Regions from separate parts of the Homo sapiens genome. Here region 1 is linked to region 2. Evidence: chromatin loops called from intact Hi-C (ENCODE). Cell type or tissue: MCF 10A. All regions are shown on one strand.

Evidence for each region. Hi-C counts contacts between places; a loop is a spot of excess contacts. Peaks named below come from ENCODE experiments on the same cell type or tissue, not always from the same donor. Only the 100,000 strongest peaks of a DNase experiment are listed, where the experiment ranks them.
Region 1: it touches region 2 in a loop (7-fold over the local background); 4 of 110 quality-filtered maps call a loop at or near these places.

What each region holds. Positions count from the first base shown.
Region 1 is chr7:48,150,774-48,158,773 of GRCh38, forward strand. No RefSeq gene overlaps it. Among named protein-coding and RNA genes, the nearest start is that of ABCA13, 17 kb to the right of the region's middle. In MCF 10A, a CTCF peak has its summit at 4,182 (motif pointing left); a DNase peak (open chromatin) is centred at 4,208.
Region 2 is chr7:47,263,236-47,271,235 of GRCh38, forward strand. No RefSeq gene overlaps it. Among named protein-coding and RNA genes, the nearest start is that of SNORD151, 200 kb to the right of the region's middle. In MCF 10A, a CTCF peak has its summit at 3,166 (motif pointing right); a DNase peak (open chromatin) is centred at 3,296.

The DNA.
Region 1 (8,000 bases), 890 kb after region 2:
GTTTAAGGAGAGAGGACAACTTACCTTTGTAACCAGTGCTTAGTAGAGTGTTCAGAACATAGGAATCTATTTGATAACAGTTTGCCAAATGGGTGTGAGCAAGTCATTCTCAGGATTTAGCTGCAAGATATTTTTATTTAATGTCACACAAAATGAATCCTATTCTTGCTAATCTCCAAATAATCACAATCTGAATGGCTTGCTTAGTGATAATTTTATTCATGTAAGAATTATTTATCATATGGCATAGAGGATGTTGTCCCTGGGGTGGGGGTAATTACTGTGGAAAGTAAATGACTCCCTTATGCTTTTTGCCTTTGGGATTGAGTTACCTTGAATCACATGGGATTCAGGTGTGTTCCTGCCAAGCAATTTCACTGCCCTGCAGGGGAGCTCGAATTAACAGGAAAGAGTTGAAGCAATTAGTCCAAAACAGTGATTCTCCATGTGTAGCTCTGAAAGAACAATGTAAATATTACTTGAGAACTTCTTAAAAATGCAATCCTTGGTCCTCAGACCTAAGAAATTAGAAAGTCTGTGGATGGAACTGAGTAATCTATGGTTTAATCACCTGCAAGTGATTCTGATACCCACTTGTGTTTGGGAACAACTTCCAAAACCAAGGAAAATCCAGCGAGTTCTCTGTTAATGAAGGTTCTTACCATCTCATGTAGGATGGCTTCATCTCCAGGTAACCATCCCAACTTTGACTGACTTCACAATTAAGAAGTTAATTATGTCACATTACAAGGGGTCCAGATGGAGAGTGGATTCAGAATCAGTGTGGTGTTGGACCGGGCCCCAATCCCACTTCTCTGTGGTTCTCCTCACTCTGCCTTCCTTTGTGGATTGACTTTGTTTTTGTGCTTGGTGAATGGCCATGGCTGTTACAGATGTCACATCCAAAACAAAGACATCTCGTCTGGTGTTCTCTTCTCAACAGTTAGGAAAACTTTCAGTGAAGCTGCAGTTGAACACCTCTTCCTATGTGTTTTTTGGCAAACATGGAGTCACGTGGGAACTCCTGTACCAGTTCTATGGAAAGAGGTGGATACTACTTTGACAGATCAGTTGAGTTTTGATTTTTAATCTGGATATTCAATTCTTCTCTGTGAGTTCCATGTGTGTGAGAACTGGTCACCAGAACAGGAGAAGACTGAAGCTCTGCCTGCAAGTCTTGTTTTTGTAATTTTTTTTTTTTAACATACAGTTCACTTTTTTGGATTTACTGTTCTATGACCCTTTTAAAAAAACTTTTTATTTTGAACTAAGTATAGACACAGGAAGTTGCAAAGATGATATGGAGGGATCCCATGTAACTTTCCTGCAGTTTCTCCCAGTGGTTATATCATATGTAACTGTAGCATAATACCAAAATCAGAAAACTGACATTAGCACAATGTGCATGTACAGTTCTGTGCGCTTTTATCACACATGCAGATTCATCTAACTGCAATCAGGATACAGAACTATTCTATCACCTCAAACATCTCCCTTACGCTAGCCCTTTTTAGTCATGTGCAACACCCCCATTCCTAATCCCTGGCAACCACTAATATGTGCTTCGTCTTAATACTCTTGTCATTTTAAGACTGTCATATAAATGGAATTATATAGTATGTGACTTTTTGAGATTGACATTTTTCATTCAGTAATATCCTTGAGATTCATCTAGGTTGCATGTATCAATAGTCTGTTCATTTCCTTTATTTTTATTTTTTATTTTTTTTGGAGACAGAGTCTCACTCTCTTGCCCAGACTGGAGTGCAGTGGTATGATCTCGGCTCACTGCAACCTCCGTCTCCTGGGATCAAGTGAATCTCTTGCCTTAGCCTCTCAAGCAGCTGGGATTATAGGCGCCCACCATGCCTGGCTAATTTTTGTATTTTTAATAGAAGCAGGATTTCAATATGTTGGCCAGGCAGGTCTTGAACTCCTGATCTCAGGTGATCTGGCCATGTTGGCCTCCCAAAGTGCTGGGATTACAGGCGTGATCCACTGTGTCCGGCCATCCATTCATTTTCATTGGTATGGAGACAGGTTGCTTAATCATTCACCTATTGAAGGAAATTTTGGTTGTTTCCAGTTTTGCACTATTACTAATAAAGTTTCTGTGAACATTCATGTACAGGATCTTGTGTGAACATGTTTTCATTGTTTAAATAAGTGCTCACGAATATGATTGCTGGATTATATGGTAAGGGTATGTTCAGTTTTCATTTTTATTATTATTATTTTTGAGACAACATCTCATTCTGTTGCCCAGGTTTGAGTGCTGTGGTGTGATCTCAGCTCGCTGCAGCCTCAACTTCTTGGGCTCAAGCAATCCTCCCACTTCAGCCTCCTGAGTAGCTGGGACCACAGGCATCTGCCACCACACTCAGTTAATTTTTTTTTTTTTTTTTTAGAGACAGGATTTTGCCATGTTGTCCAGGCTGGTCTCAAACTCCTGAGCTTAAGCGATCTGCCCACCTTGGCCTCCCAAAGTGCTGGGATTATAGGTGTGAGCCATCACTCCTGGCCTGTATGTTCAATTTTTTTTTTTTTTGAGACTCTGTTGCCCAAGCTGGAGTGCAGTGCACTCTCAGCTCACTGCAACCTTTGCCTCCCAGGTTCAAGTGATTCTCCTGCCTCAGCCTCCTGAGTAGTTGGGACTACAAGCACGTGCCACCACACCCAGCTAATTTTTGTATTTTTAGTAGAGACAGGGTTTTACTATGTTGGTCAGGCTGGTCTTGAACTCCTGACCTCAGGTAATCCACCCAAAGTGCTGGGATTACAGACGTGAGCCACTGTACCTGGCCTGTATGCTCAATTTTTAAAGCAACTACCAAACTATTTCTGGAGTGGGCATACCATTTAGTCATCTCACCAGCAATGTATGAGATATCTAATTTAACTGCATCCTTGCTACCGTTTGGTATTTACATTAATTTTTATTTTAGTTGTTTTAAGACTTGTGTAGTGATATCCCAGCTTGATTTTAATTTGTATTTCCCTGATGGCTAGTGATGTTGGACATCTTTTCATGGTCTTATTTGCTAATGTGTATCTTCTTCACTGATATGTCTCTTCATGTTTGAATTTGAAAAATTCAAATTATAATTTTTTCTTTCATGAATTATTCTTTTTGTTTTGCATCACTGTATTCTTTATTGTTTTTTTTTTTTTTTTTCTGTGCTAATATCTTTCTCCTCTTCTTCAGGCTCATCATTGATCAGAATGTTAGAGTCTTTGGTATGGTTTCATACATTCCTCAGGCTATGCTTTTTTTTCTCAATCATCTTTTTCCCTCTGTTGTTCATATTAGATGATTTTTATTGCTCTATCTTCTAGCTTCCCGATTCTTTAATTTTCATATACATTCAGTTATTGAGCCTCTCCAGGGAATTTTTTATTTCTGTTATTTTATATTTCATTTCCGTAATTTTCCATTTGGTTCTTTTTTTATAGCCACTAATTCTTTGCCAGGAATTAGTGTAATTGTTTCAAGAGTGTTTGCTGTCACCTAATGGAGCATGGTTATAATTGCTTTAAAATATTTATCTAATAATTTCAACATCTCTGTTATCTTGGGATTGCCATCTGTTAATTGCCTTTTCCTCTGAGAATTTTAAAAAAGGTTTTCCTGGCTCTTATGTATGTTGGATAATTGTGGATTCTCTCTTGGATATTTTGAATATTATGTTACAAGATTTTGGGTCCTAATAAAATCTTCTGGGGGAATGTTGATTTTTTTTTTTTTTTTTTTTGAGACAGGGTCTCACTCTGTAGCCCAGGCTGGAGTGCAGTGGTGCTATCTCTGCTCACTGCAGCCTTGACCTCCTGGCATCAGTTGATCCACCTCAGTGGCCCCCAAGTAGCTGGAACTTCAGGTGTGTGCCACCACACCTTGCTATTTTTTTGTTTTGTTTTGTTTTGCTTTTGCTTTTGTAAAGATGGGGTTTCATCATGTTTCCTAGGCTGGCCTCAAACTCCTGAGCTCAAGCAATCCACCTGCCTTGGCCTCCCAAAGTGCTGAGATTACAGGTGTGAGCCACAGTGCCCAGCCTGTTTTGCTTTATTTTAACAGGCAGTTAACTTAGTTGGCTTTGCTCTGCAAGTCTTGACCCATTTTCTTTAGGCTGTGCATTCAATGTTAATTTAATTTCAAAGCTGTTGCAGTGCTATTTTGTCTGCTTTACATGTGTGCCACCTAGGGGCCAGTCTGGGTCCTGGAGAGTGTTCAATGTTGTAGTTTAGTTCTCAAAGTCTTTGCTATGTTGATTCTTGTCCATTCCATAGCTCACGGATGATCTCAGGACTTTACACATTGATCTAAAGGCTCTCGTCTTTAGCTCCTTCTACTCTGTGATGTTCCTCACACATAGCAATTCTTAGGGTCACTCTTTCCTGGTGCCCTAGTTAGGAAGCTGGTACTTTAGCGTTTCTGTGCTGTTGCATGCTTCCTATGACAGCGTGCACTTCAGGGCAAAGCAGCAAGTCATGGAGGCTGCGGGGCTGCTATCACCACTGCCACCACTGCAGGAGTCCAGATTTGTTATGGGTGTTCACCGGAACTAGGGTTGGGAGACGCGACAGAGCTCCATACTGCAGGGACTCTTTTGTAGGTTCTCTGGTGAGTGTAAGAGTGTGTGTTTTTATTTTTTCTCTCCCTTGGAGCCTTTTCCATATGTCACAATTCCAGGATTTCGGTTGCCCCAAACTCTATGTAAGGCAATATGAGAGGAACCAAATTTTAAGAAAAAGGGAAAAAAATTTACTGCCATCTGGGTTATTTGCTGAGTTTGATTTCTCTGTGCAGTCTCTCTGCTTCTATTTACTTTTCAACATTCTTCAATAACTTTTTTCTATACTATTTTAAGACATATTAGTTGCAGTAAGTGGGAGATAGGGTGGGATGGTCTTAATCCATCCTAACTGGAAACAGAACCTTAAATCTTGGCTTTGAAGTAAAAAGGTCATGGTCCAGATATAAGGCAGGATAATTTGGAAGAATATTTATCAAATTTTAAAAAATTTACTCTCTAGGAGTCTAGATAAATTTGTCTAAAATACAAATGGATGAGACTATTAGGAAAAACTGAATGGAAATAGTTTTAAGAGGGACCCTGTACCCATCTCTTCTCCCCTACCATGTTATCTCCAAGGTGGAGACAACACAGCCCCAAATAGCACTTGGGACCTGAGTGTAGAGGAGGCTAGTGCTCCACTTCCACCTGAAGACCTGGGCGGTAAAAGCCTTCCAGGGAATCTGTGCTCTCATGGCATGAGAGTGGTAGAATAGAGATGACAGGGGGTCATTGAGGCAGAGATAGTCCCACGGAGTTACTCTTGGTACCAGGGATGTCAAAGAACAGCTGAGGGTTCTCTATGTCTCTGAGAAAAGGGGGAGAGAGGTCTCATGGTCAGGATGAGAGGTCATAGCAACAAAGGGCCTGTGGCCCTAGAGACAGGAGCCCAAATTTAAATGTGGGCATTTCAGTAGAGTTCAGCAGTGAGACAGGGAGATGTGGCGGATTGCTCAGGACCATCCAACATCGTGAATGTTGGTAAGGGGAGAGATCAGACCTGTGTACAAATTTGGGAGCAGTGAGTGCATGAGTGGTATGGTATTTAAAGCCATGAGCTTGGCTGAGGTGTGGGTGAGAGGAGAAACTGGCAAACGCTGAGTCCAGGACACTCTGAAGTTCAGAGGATGGAAAGAGGAGGAGGAAATGATAGAGACTGAGAAGGTTGGGCCAGAGAGGTGGGAGGGGAGGTAAGATAAAATGGTGAGGAAGAATGAAGTACTGTGCCAAACACCACTGCTGGGGTCACGCAGGAAGAGGTTAGCTTTGGTCCGGCTCTTATATGTGGAAACATGGAGCATGGAGATCACAGAAGAAAAGTCAGTGGAGTGGTAAGGACAGAGCTTGACAGCCATGGATTTAAGGTGGATAGAATAAAGAGTTGTGGACAGAAACAATATACACTTGATCTTAGCTAAAAGGTGGAGAAGCAATGACAGAAGATTGACAATTATTTTGAAGAATTCTGATGTTAATAAAGATACAGTGCAGTACTTGGAGGAACTGATTTTTATTGTATGGTAGCAATCTTAGCGTGTTTGTGTGCTCATTAAAGGGTGTAAAACTGATGATCCTGCAAAGGGTACGAGATGCAGCCAGTGCAGCAGGGGGGAGCTGTCTTTAGGTAGGGACAAAGTGAGTCAAGCCATTGTGTCAGGAGGGAAGGCAGATGGTGTTAGTAAAGACGAGGCAAGCTGGTCCATTTGGTGGAGGGATTCTGTGAAAGTTTTATTCTAACTGCCTCTGTTTACTCAGTGAAATATCAAGCCTTAGTTTTTGCATTTGTAAAATAAAACATGTAATACCTACCTATTTTATTGGTTTAGTGAGCATCACAGAGGGCCCATTTAAACATATTTTGGAAATTGCAAGACATTGTACAAATATAATCATTGTCATTGGCTTTGATAAAGTTGTTCCCTCTCTTTGGATATCGATGTTTTCTTCCTGAGGTCCTCAGGATTCTAGAATGTTGATTTGGGAGGCATCAGCTCCTCACCGCCCTAGCCTGACAACAACTCCTTTAGGGTGAATTCTCTTCCCTCATCCTTACACTGAAGGAATGGTAATCCATAAGTCCTATTGCTAATTGAATTTTAGATTTTGCATTATATTCTGCCATCCTATGCTTTCAAATTAGACCTAGAGGCTCTGACACCAGAGTAAACAGACATTGCATTTCATATTCTCACCTGGAGAAATACAATTTTGCTTGAATGGAAGATGCAAGGAGCATGGTTTAAACCTCAGATTCTCTCAAAGAGATGAAAAGGAGAATTCTACTCAATGCCCTTAAAATCTAGGTGTTGGCAACTTTCCTTTCAATGGATAAAAGTAATTGTTAGTAGACTTTTGAGGATTTCTTTTAAATTTTCTTAGCTCAGTGGACACTAAATAGCATTAAAAGTTGAAAACCACTTGTCCCTATCCATTTATTATCTTTTGAAGAGACATTCTTTAGACAGAAGTTGAAATTATGTTTTTTTATTAGTGTAAGAAGGGAAACTAATTCAGATTAATGAGAAATTACAGAAATTAGCAAGAGAGAATTTCAGCATCAGAAAAAAGTAAGTTATTTAAATTACCTTTGAGGCGATTATTTTCAAGATTTATAAATTACAATTAAATATGAAGCATTTGAGTCATGAAAGTTCTTTAAGCTATGAAACTTCTAATTGCTTATTGCCCCTAATTTTAATAAAGCTTTTTAACAGAGACAAAGAGGCAATTTTACCTGAAAACACGGAATATTTTACTTACAACTTTGAAACCACATTACCATAACCTTTCAAAGGAATCAGTCAAGTGTTTCTTGATCATCTCATGCATTCAAGTCGATTGCATGCTCATCTGACAGTTTGCTAGGCTCTTTGGGAACCACTCAGCTCTGACCAACTCAATTTATGTTTGAAACTTATTCCATCCAAGCAGCATTAGACTTAAGTGTAGCTGGGAAAGAGATAAGTTAGATTTGGCCTGCAGGGGCCTTTGTTCTTCATTCCTTTCTTTCCTGGATTAAGCCCTCCTTTCTTCCTTCCCTCTCTGGTCTGTGCGGGGCTTCATGTACTCTTACCCATCCACTTCTCTAAGGAATAAAACCTCCATTCAAATAATCAAGTAGAATGGCTTCAGTTTGAAAAGGTGGGGGGTGGTAGAGGGGCAAAAAAGAGCAGAGACTGGGAGCAAGTTTTGTTATTAGTCATAAAGCCAAATGTTACTTTTGTAAACCAATATGAGATGTCTTGTGAGAAAGCACCAGTAGACATGGAATTCTGATTTACAATGACTGATGCATGAGGCATGCGGTCTGTCCTACACAGATAATTTGTGATTCTGTAGTGAGTATAGAGGGACCGGTTCTCCTCTGAGGGAAATTCAGCTTTAGACATGATTTCCAAAAAGTTCCATCCTCTGGATCCTTTCATATAA
Region 2 (8,000 bases):
CAGGCAGGCCAAATGACTCCCCTGGAAATTTTAAATAATGCAGTGTTCCCCAGTGACTCTTAGTTGTGGAAAACAATCCATTTCAGGTTTGAAGACGTGCAGGTGCCTGTGAGAATTCTAGGGTCCAGGCCAGAAGCGGTGGCTCATGCCTGTAAACCCCAACACTCTGGGAGGCCAAGGCAGTGGGATCACGAGGTCAGGAGTTCAAGACCAGTCTGGTCAACATAGTGAAACCCTGTCTCTACTAAAAATACAAAAAACAAAAACAAAAACAAAACAAAACAAAAATTAGCCAGGTAATGGTGATGTGTGCCTGTAATCCCAGTTACTCAGGAGGCCGAGGCAGGAGAATCACGTGAACCCAGGAGGCAGAGGTTGCAGTGAGCCGAGATGGCGCCACTGCACTCTAGCCCGGGCAACAGTGCGAGACTCCGTCTAAAAAATAATAATAAATAAGAATTCTAGGGTCCAACATGACTCAGGGCCGTGCACCTCCCCTCTTCAGCTAGCTGCAATCTTGGGTCTTTAAGAGAAACCTTGTAAAGGGAAAGGAAGAAGAGTAGAAAGGTGCTCAGAGCTATGAGCTCACCTGGCCCATGGCAAAGAGGAACTTTCTCTGGGTGCTTCCGTTAGGTATTCAGAGCCTGTACCCCATTACTTTGCATCTTCTTGGATCAAGGAGAAGGTTTTCTCTTTTGGAAATCACTGTCCACCTCTTTAGCCCCTAAACATCCTGGCTACCTATAGCTTCTCCTTGCTGAGACTTGTTTATCCTGCCGAGTGGCCATACAGGATAGGATCCAAGATTTAAGACATCCCCATCTGGCTTTCCCTGTTTGAGGTACACAGCTATAAATCTTCTCCTCCAAACCACAACCATAGCACAAGACCACACGGAGTTGGTATTATTTCTTTACATATTTGTCTTCCCCATAAGACTTTTGAGTGTGGGAAACAAATCATGTTTGTTTTTGTAACTCTCTCAGCATTTTGCGTGATGCCTGGCACTTAGCAAAGTCTAGGTGGCTGGTTGAGAAAGTGATTAACAAATGAGTAAATGTGCATGGCAACAAAAGTTTAAATCACAGACCAGCCCTGTAAGAAACTCAATCATTGTGGGATAAACCAGCCATTGGGCCCACAGAGCCACGGGAATTCTTCCTTGCCCACGTCCTGGTGTCTCCACCAGGCTCTCCAGCTCTCTATCAAGGCTGCAGTGCAGGCCTGAGCCCCACCTAATCATTTGGCAAGCTCCAAGTCTCTGCCACGTTCTCATCAGTCCCCTCTTCTGTGATCAAGGTCTATTGCTCCCCAGTTCCCAGACGATGACTGAATGATGACCAAAAATACTCTGGTCTTCTCCCTGACTGGCTTGGAGCAGCAACGCCCATCTACGAGTCCCCTTTGCATTCCTATCTGCTGGGTTACATTTCTTATCTAAGGTAAAGTTGGGAAGCTAAACCCAGATCTTTTGGAGAACCAGCCACTTCACTCAGAGGCCCCCATTATGCCTGGGAGGTTTGTCTGTCCCCAAATTCTCCTCCTATCTCTCAGTTCTCCTACCCCTACCACTCAGTTCTTTTTTTGCATACTTTGCTGCTAAGGCTGCCAAGTGATACCATGTCACAGATGAAGGGATTGAGGTGGTGCCATCATATAGGCTCATCCACTACAGGGTGCTTATAGTTCTTGAAATTGGCACCAGCCAGAAGAGTGTTTGATGGATAAAGTTTATTTTCTTTTTGCTTTTATTATTATTATTATTATTATTATTATTTTGAGACAGAGTCTTGCTCTGCTTCCCAGGCTTAAGTCCATGGTGCGACCTCAGCTCACTGCAACCTCCACCTCCTGGGTTCAAGCGATTCTCCTGCCTCAGCCTCCCAAGTAGCTGGGATTACAGGCACTTGCCACCACTCTGGCTGATTTTTTTGTGTGTGTGTATTTTTAATAGAGATGGGGTTTCACCACGTTGGCCAGGCTGGTCTCAAACTCCAGACCTCAGGTGATACCCCAGCCTCGGCCTCCCAAAGTGCTGGGATTACAATCGTGAGCCACCGCGCCTAGCCAATGAAGTTTATTTTCACGTTGATTCCCAAGTCTAGGTCTCGAAAATGACATGTCTCAAGACCATAGCCACTTTGGCACTGTAAGGCCATTGTTCCCCCAGCAATCTGTGTGCAGAGATCTAAGGATGATGGCCCATACACTGAGGCCTCTTGAGTTTGTCTTTAGTCTCCTTTTAGATTCTTTTATAATAGCTTTATTGAGACATAATGCACATACTGTGCAATTCACATATTTGAAGTGTACGATTCAATGGTTTTTAGTATATCCACCATCACTGCAATCAATTTTAGAAGATTTTCATCACCTCATAAAGGAAATTTCTTTTGTTTTATCTCCTGGTATTTCTTTATAGTTATAGACAGATGGTAAAGATGGCTGAAATGTGGGTGGGGAGCACAAAGGGGGGTGAGGAAGTTGCATAGTAGGAAAGGGAGAAGGGTCTGCACTGTCCTGCCTGAAGGAACTTACCATAGTGATGATGTGAGCTGTTATGTGCACTGAGACGGGAGACCCCCAGACCAATGCATCAGTCACGTGAAGATGGGGGCAGCCTCGGCCCCAGCAGTACGAGGAGTTCACCTTGACCCTTTGAAAAGCTTACCAACCCCTGTCCTGTGTGATCACTATTACAGAGGATAAACTAGTCATATGGGAAATGGGTCTCAATGTTTCACAGTTTGAGATGCTGAACATCCACAAATCCTGTCAAATGACTTCATGGGGATTACAGAAAATCCTATTCAATAATTTTTAAAGGTAACTCTATCTAGATATTATTTAGTGAAGATTCCTTGCCAGGCAACATCTGAATCACTTAATGTGTACTAACTCATCTGATTCTCACCACAATCTTGGCATGTAAGCCTGATTGCTTTTCCCATTTGACAAATGGGAGAAGCTAAATAACTTGTCATTGTACTAGAGTGTATACAAGGCAGAGCCAAGATTTGAAGCCAGGCAACGTGGCTCCAGCATCCACATTTCTAACCACTAAATTTTCCATTTCACTAGCTTTCCATTTTGAACCTAGCCACTAACATATGCAGCCCTCATCTTTGCAAATAAAGTTTTAAAATACGGCCTTCTGTAGTAAGTGACGCTGCCCACCAGGGGGCAGGACTGCCCCACAATGCTCTCAGTCACTCCCTTCATTCACTACAGTCCCTGGCCCACTGAGGTTGTAAATTGAGCTCAAACCTTTCTGTGAAAATGCAGGGCAAAGGGCAGAAAGAGGGAACCACTCAGGGGAAATGGCTCACTGGGGACGTGTGTGCACAGAAGTCCTCTCCGTGCCATAGCAGAGGACACAGGCTCTGGAATCCCGTGGGCCAAGTTTTCGCAACATTCTGTGCTAGTTGGCTGGATGCCTCTATACAAAGAAATTAAAGCAAAGAGAAAAGCAGGGGGTAAAGGGGACCATAGAAGAAAAAATTCTTCATATTTTTCTTTGCCTGTCTCCCGACCATAGCCAAATCACTAAACTTTTCTGACCCTGACCTTCATGATCTGTAAAATGGGGATGGGCCAGCTGCTATGTGACCCCTGGAGAAGAAACGTCCCGTCAGCAGGGCCCCTCCTGTCAGGGAGAACCTCAGCCGCCTTCAACAGCTCATTTCCAGGCAGCTAAGGTCACCTCACTCTTCTTGAGCCCTTCAGTGTGGAGCTGCCATTGCAGCTCTAACAAGTTAATCATAAGCCACCCCTCATGGCGCCAGGGCGAGGCTGTTTATAGACTTATCAACTCATGACACACAGGGTGGTTCACGTGACTTAAGCTTTGAGTCCTATATCTTGGCCCAGATGGCAGGAAGGATGCTTTGACCCATGACCACTCTGGTTTGTTCCTGGGTTGGACATTCCTTGGGCTTTCTTCAGTAGAGGGAAGCTTGAATACATAAACCATAGCTAACATGGGAAGTGCAGACATTGCGTTCTGCAAGCAGTAGGCACTCAACCAATGTCTGCTGTGCTGTCCTAATCGGCTGAATGTGGCACAGGAATCCAGGAGAGTCGATACGGCCTGGGAAACCATGCAGAATCTCCCCAAGGAGGAGGCACTTCTCCATATTCATTCTACTCTGACCCAAGCACGTGGCAGGGCTTGCTCTGTTCTTTGCAAAAGAGACAGTTTGATTGACATTTTCCTCACCTCCATCTTTCCTGCTCTAAACCACAAGCCAGACAGACAGAAAGACAGCTCCATTACTTCAGTGCTGAGCCAGTCTCCGCAAGGAGACAGCCTTACGTTGACCAGGCAGTGGGCTGGCGGGTGAGTGACGAGTGACAGGTGTCAAGTGTGAACCTGCCTAGGTGCTCCTGAAGCCTGACCCTGGCCTTCTTACACATCCGTCTGGAGGACATTCCCAGTGAAAACTGAATGCCTGCAACTTCATCAGCCTTTAGGGGAAAAAAATGAAGCCACGTTAACTTATAAAATAATAATAAACTTGGAAGTTAGACATAGAGGAAAGTACACAAATAATAAGGAAAAAGCTCCATTAATTTTCACAGTGAATACACCCAAATGAAAAAAAAAAAAAAAAAAAAAAAACAGAACAGCATCAGTGCCTCAAAAGCCCCTCTAATATTCCCTCCCAAACAGCACTGTCTCTTTCCTCCCCAAGAACTGCCATCCTGCCCTCTACTGCCACAGGTTAGTTTTGTCTGATTGTGATATCCATATAAATGAAATTTGATAATAAGTACTCTATGACAGGTCTGGCTTTTTTGGCCTGTGGTTATGTCTAAGTTTCATCCGTGTTGTTGAGTGTAGCCACTGATAACACCTAGACCACCAGGTCTCAACTCAGTCCTTTTAAAGTGGGCCCCAGGTATCTCAGGGCCTCCTCAAGAGGTGCCTTACATGTACTTAAGAATAGGTCTGCCTGAGGCACCATGCAACACCAAAAGATCACAGTGCTTCTAGTACTATGGGCTGAGTCAATCAGGCTGCAGAAGGCAGGGAGAGATGCTGAAACTCACTGCTCCAACCCAACCCAAGCCACATCTGTTACTGATTTGAGACCTTTCCTCATTTCTAGTGTAAGCATTTAGTGCTATAAATTTCCCTCTCAGCACTACATTAGCTGCATCCCATGGATTGTGATATGTTTTATTTTCTACAGAATTCATTCTGTTCTATGTTTTAAAAAAATTATTTTTGAGACTTCTTTGATGGGTTATTTAGAAGAGTGTTGTTTAATTTCTAAGTAATGAGAAATTGTTAATCTTATTATTATTAAATTTAACTTTTATTCCATTATGATCAGAGAACATGCTCTGGATGATATCCATTTTTTAAAATTTGTTGAGATTTTTTTCGTGGCTGAGAACATGACCTATCTTGGTGAGTATTCCATGAGTGCTTAAAAAATGCATAATTCTACTATTCTGTGGAGCATTCTACATACCAATTAGATTCTGTTGGTTGCTTGTGTTGTTCAGTTCTTCTGCATCCTTTCTGACTTGTTGTCTAGTCATTTGTCTTAGTCTGTTTGGGCTGCTATAACAAGAATATTATAGAATTATAAAATGCAAACATTTTTTCTCACAGTTGTGGCGGGTGAGAAGGCCAAGATCAAGATGTCAGCAGATTTAGTGTCTGGTGAGGGCCCATTCCTCATAGATGGCTCCTTCTAGCTGTGTCTTCACATAGTGGAAGAGGCAAACAAGTTCCCTTGGGCCTCTTTTATAAGGCCACTAATCCCAGTCATAAAGTCTCTGCCCTCATGACCCAATTACCTCCCAAAGGCCCTATCTTTCAATGCCATCGCATTGAGTATTAGGTTTCAACACATAAACTTTAAAGAGACACAAACATTCCAACCATGGCATTCCAACTCTGGCCCCCCCAAATTAATATCCTCCTCACATGCAAAATACATTCATTTCATTTCAATTTCTCCAAAAGTCTTAACTTGTTCCAGCATCAACTACAAAGTCTAAAGTCCAGAGTCTCATCTATAAATATTATCCAAATCAGATAAGGGTGAGACTCCAAGGTATATTTTATCCTGAGGCACATTGCTGTCCACCTGTGAACTGTGAAACAAACAAGTTATGTGCTTCCAAAATGCAATGATGGAACAGGCATAGGATAGACCTTCCCATTCTGAAGGGAAGAGATAGGAAAGAAAGGAATAACATGTCCTAAGTAAGTTCAAGACCCAACAGGGTAAACAGCACTTAATCTTAAGGCTTGAGAATAATCCTGTTTGACTTGATGTCCACCTTCTGGACACACTGGGCCAGGCGTTGGACTGCCAAGACCTCAAGCAGCCTTGCCCACATGGCTTTGCTGGACACAGCTTACATGGCAGCTCTTATGGGTTGCAGCCGCATGCCTGAGGCTCTCCCAGGCTAGAGTTGCAGCCGGCGGCTGCACCTGTCTAACATCACTAGAGCCCCTGCTCCTATGGCTCCACTAGGCATTGCCCTAGCCGAGGCTCTCTGCAGTGGCTCTACCTCTGTGGCAGTTATCTGCCTGGGCCCCTAGATTCTCTGGTCATCTTTTGAAATCTAGGTGGAGGCAGCTGCACATCCATAGCTCATGTACTCTGTGCACCTGTGGAAATGGTGTCATGCTGATGCCACCAAGGTTAGCTACCTATATGTCATCTGGGGGGTAGCCTGGTTTCTACTGACCCATACTAATCTCCTAATCAAATGGTCATTTGGTCACACCCTTGACGTTCACTACTGAACATGCGATCTCATTTTGTATTAATGCCATACTGCCAGACTAAGAATGTTCCAAATCTTTAAGCTCTGCTTCTCTTTTCATTATAAATTTTGCCTTTAAATCATTTTCTCTTCTCACATTTTACTATAAGTAGTCAAGAGAAGCCACGCTACTCCTTCAACATCTTGCTTAGATATTTCCTCAGCTAAATATCCCAGCTTCATCACTCACATCACTCACAAGTTCTACCTTCCTCAAAACATTAGGGCATGGACACAATTCAGCCAAGTTCTTTGCCACTTGTTTCCTTCAGTTTCCAATACGTGTTCCTCATTTCCATCTGAAACCTCATCAGAATGGCCCTTACCGTCCATATTTCTACTAACATCATGCTCATGACCACTTAGGTATTATCTAAGAAGAGTGAGACTTTCTCTATGGCTCTCCTTTCCTTCTGTGCTCCCAGCTGAATCCTGTTTACCATTAACAGCAATGTAGGCTTTTTTTAGCATGTACCTTAAAACCCCTCCAGCCTCTACACATTACCCAATTCCAAAGCCACTTCCACATTTTTAGATATTTATTATACAATATCCCTAGTCCTTGGTACAAATTTCTGTCTTAGTGCATTTGGGCTGCTATAATAAAAATATCATAAACTGGGTAGCTTATAAAAACAAACTTCAGTTCTGGAGGTTGGGGAGTCCAAGATTAAGGTGCTAGCATATTTGGTGTCTGGTGAGGGTCCATTCCTCACACATGGCACCTTCTAGCTGTGTCCTCACACTGTGGAGGAGGCAAACAAGCTCCCTTGGGCCTCTATAATAAGGGCACTAATCCCATTCATGATGCTCCACCCCTATGACTTAGTCACCTACCAAAGGCCTCACCTTTTAGTACCTTCACGTTAGGATTAGGTTTCAACATGTAGATTCCATGGAAGAACACAAATACTAAAACCATGGCATAGTTCTACCAGTTAGTGAGTGGAGAATGTTAAATTCTCCAACTATAATTGTGGATTTGTCTATTTCTGCTTTCGACTTTATCAGTTTTTACTTTACGTACAGTAAGTCCTCACTTAATGCTGTCCATAGGTTCTTGGAACTGTGGCTTAACACAAAATGGCATATAAGGCAACACTTTTTTTCTCATCAACATTAAAACGGAACTATGAAGAAAGAAACATCATTTCCAGCATCTGCTGTAGGCCATTTCACTGAAAGTCAATTTCCAAGAGCCTATCAAT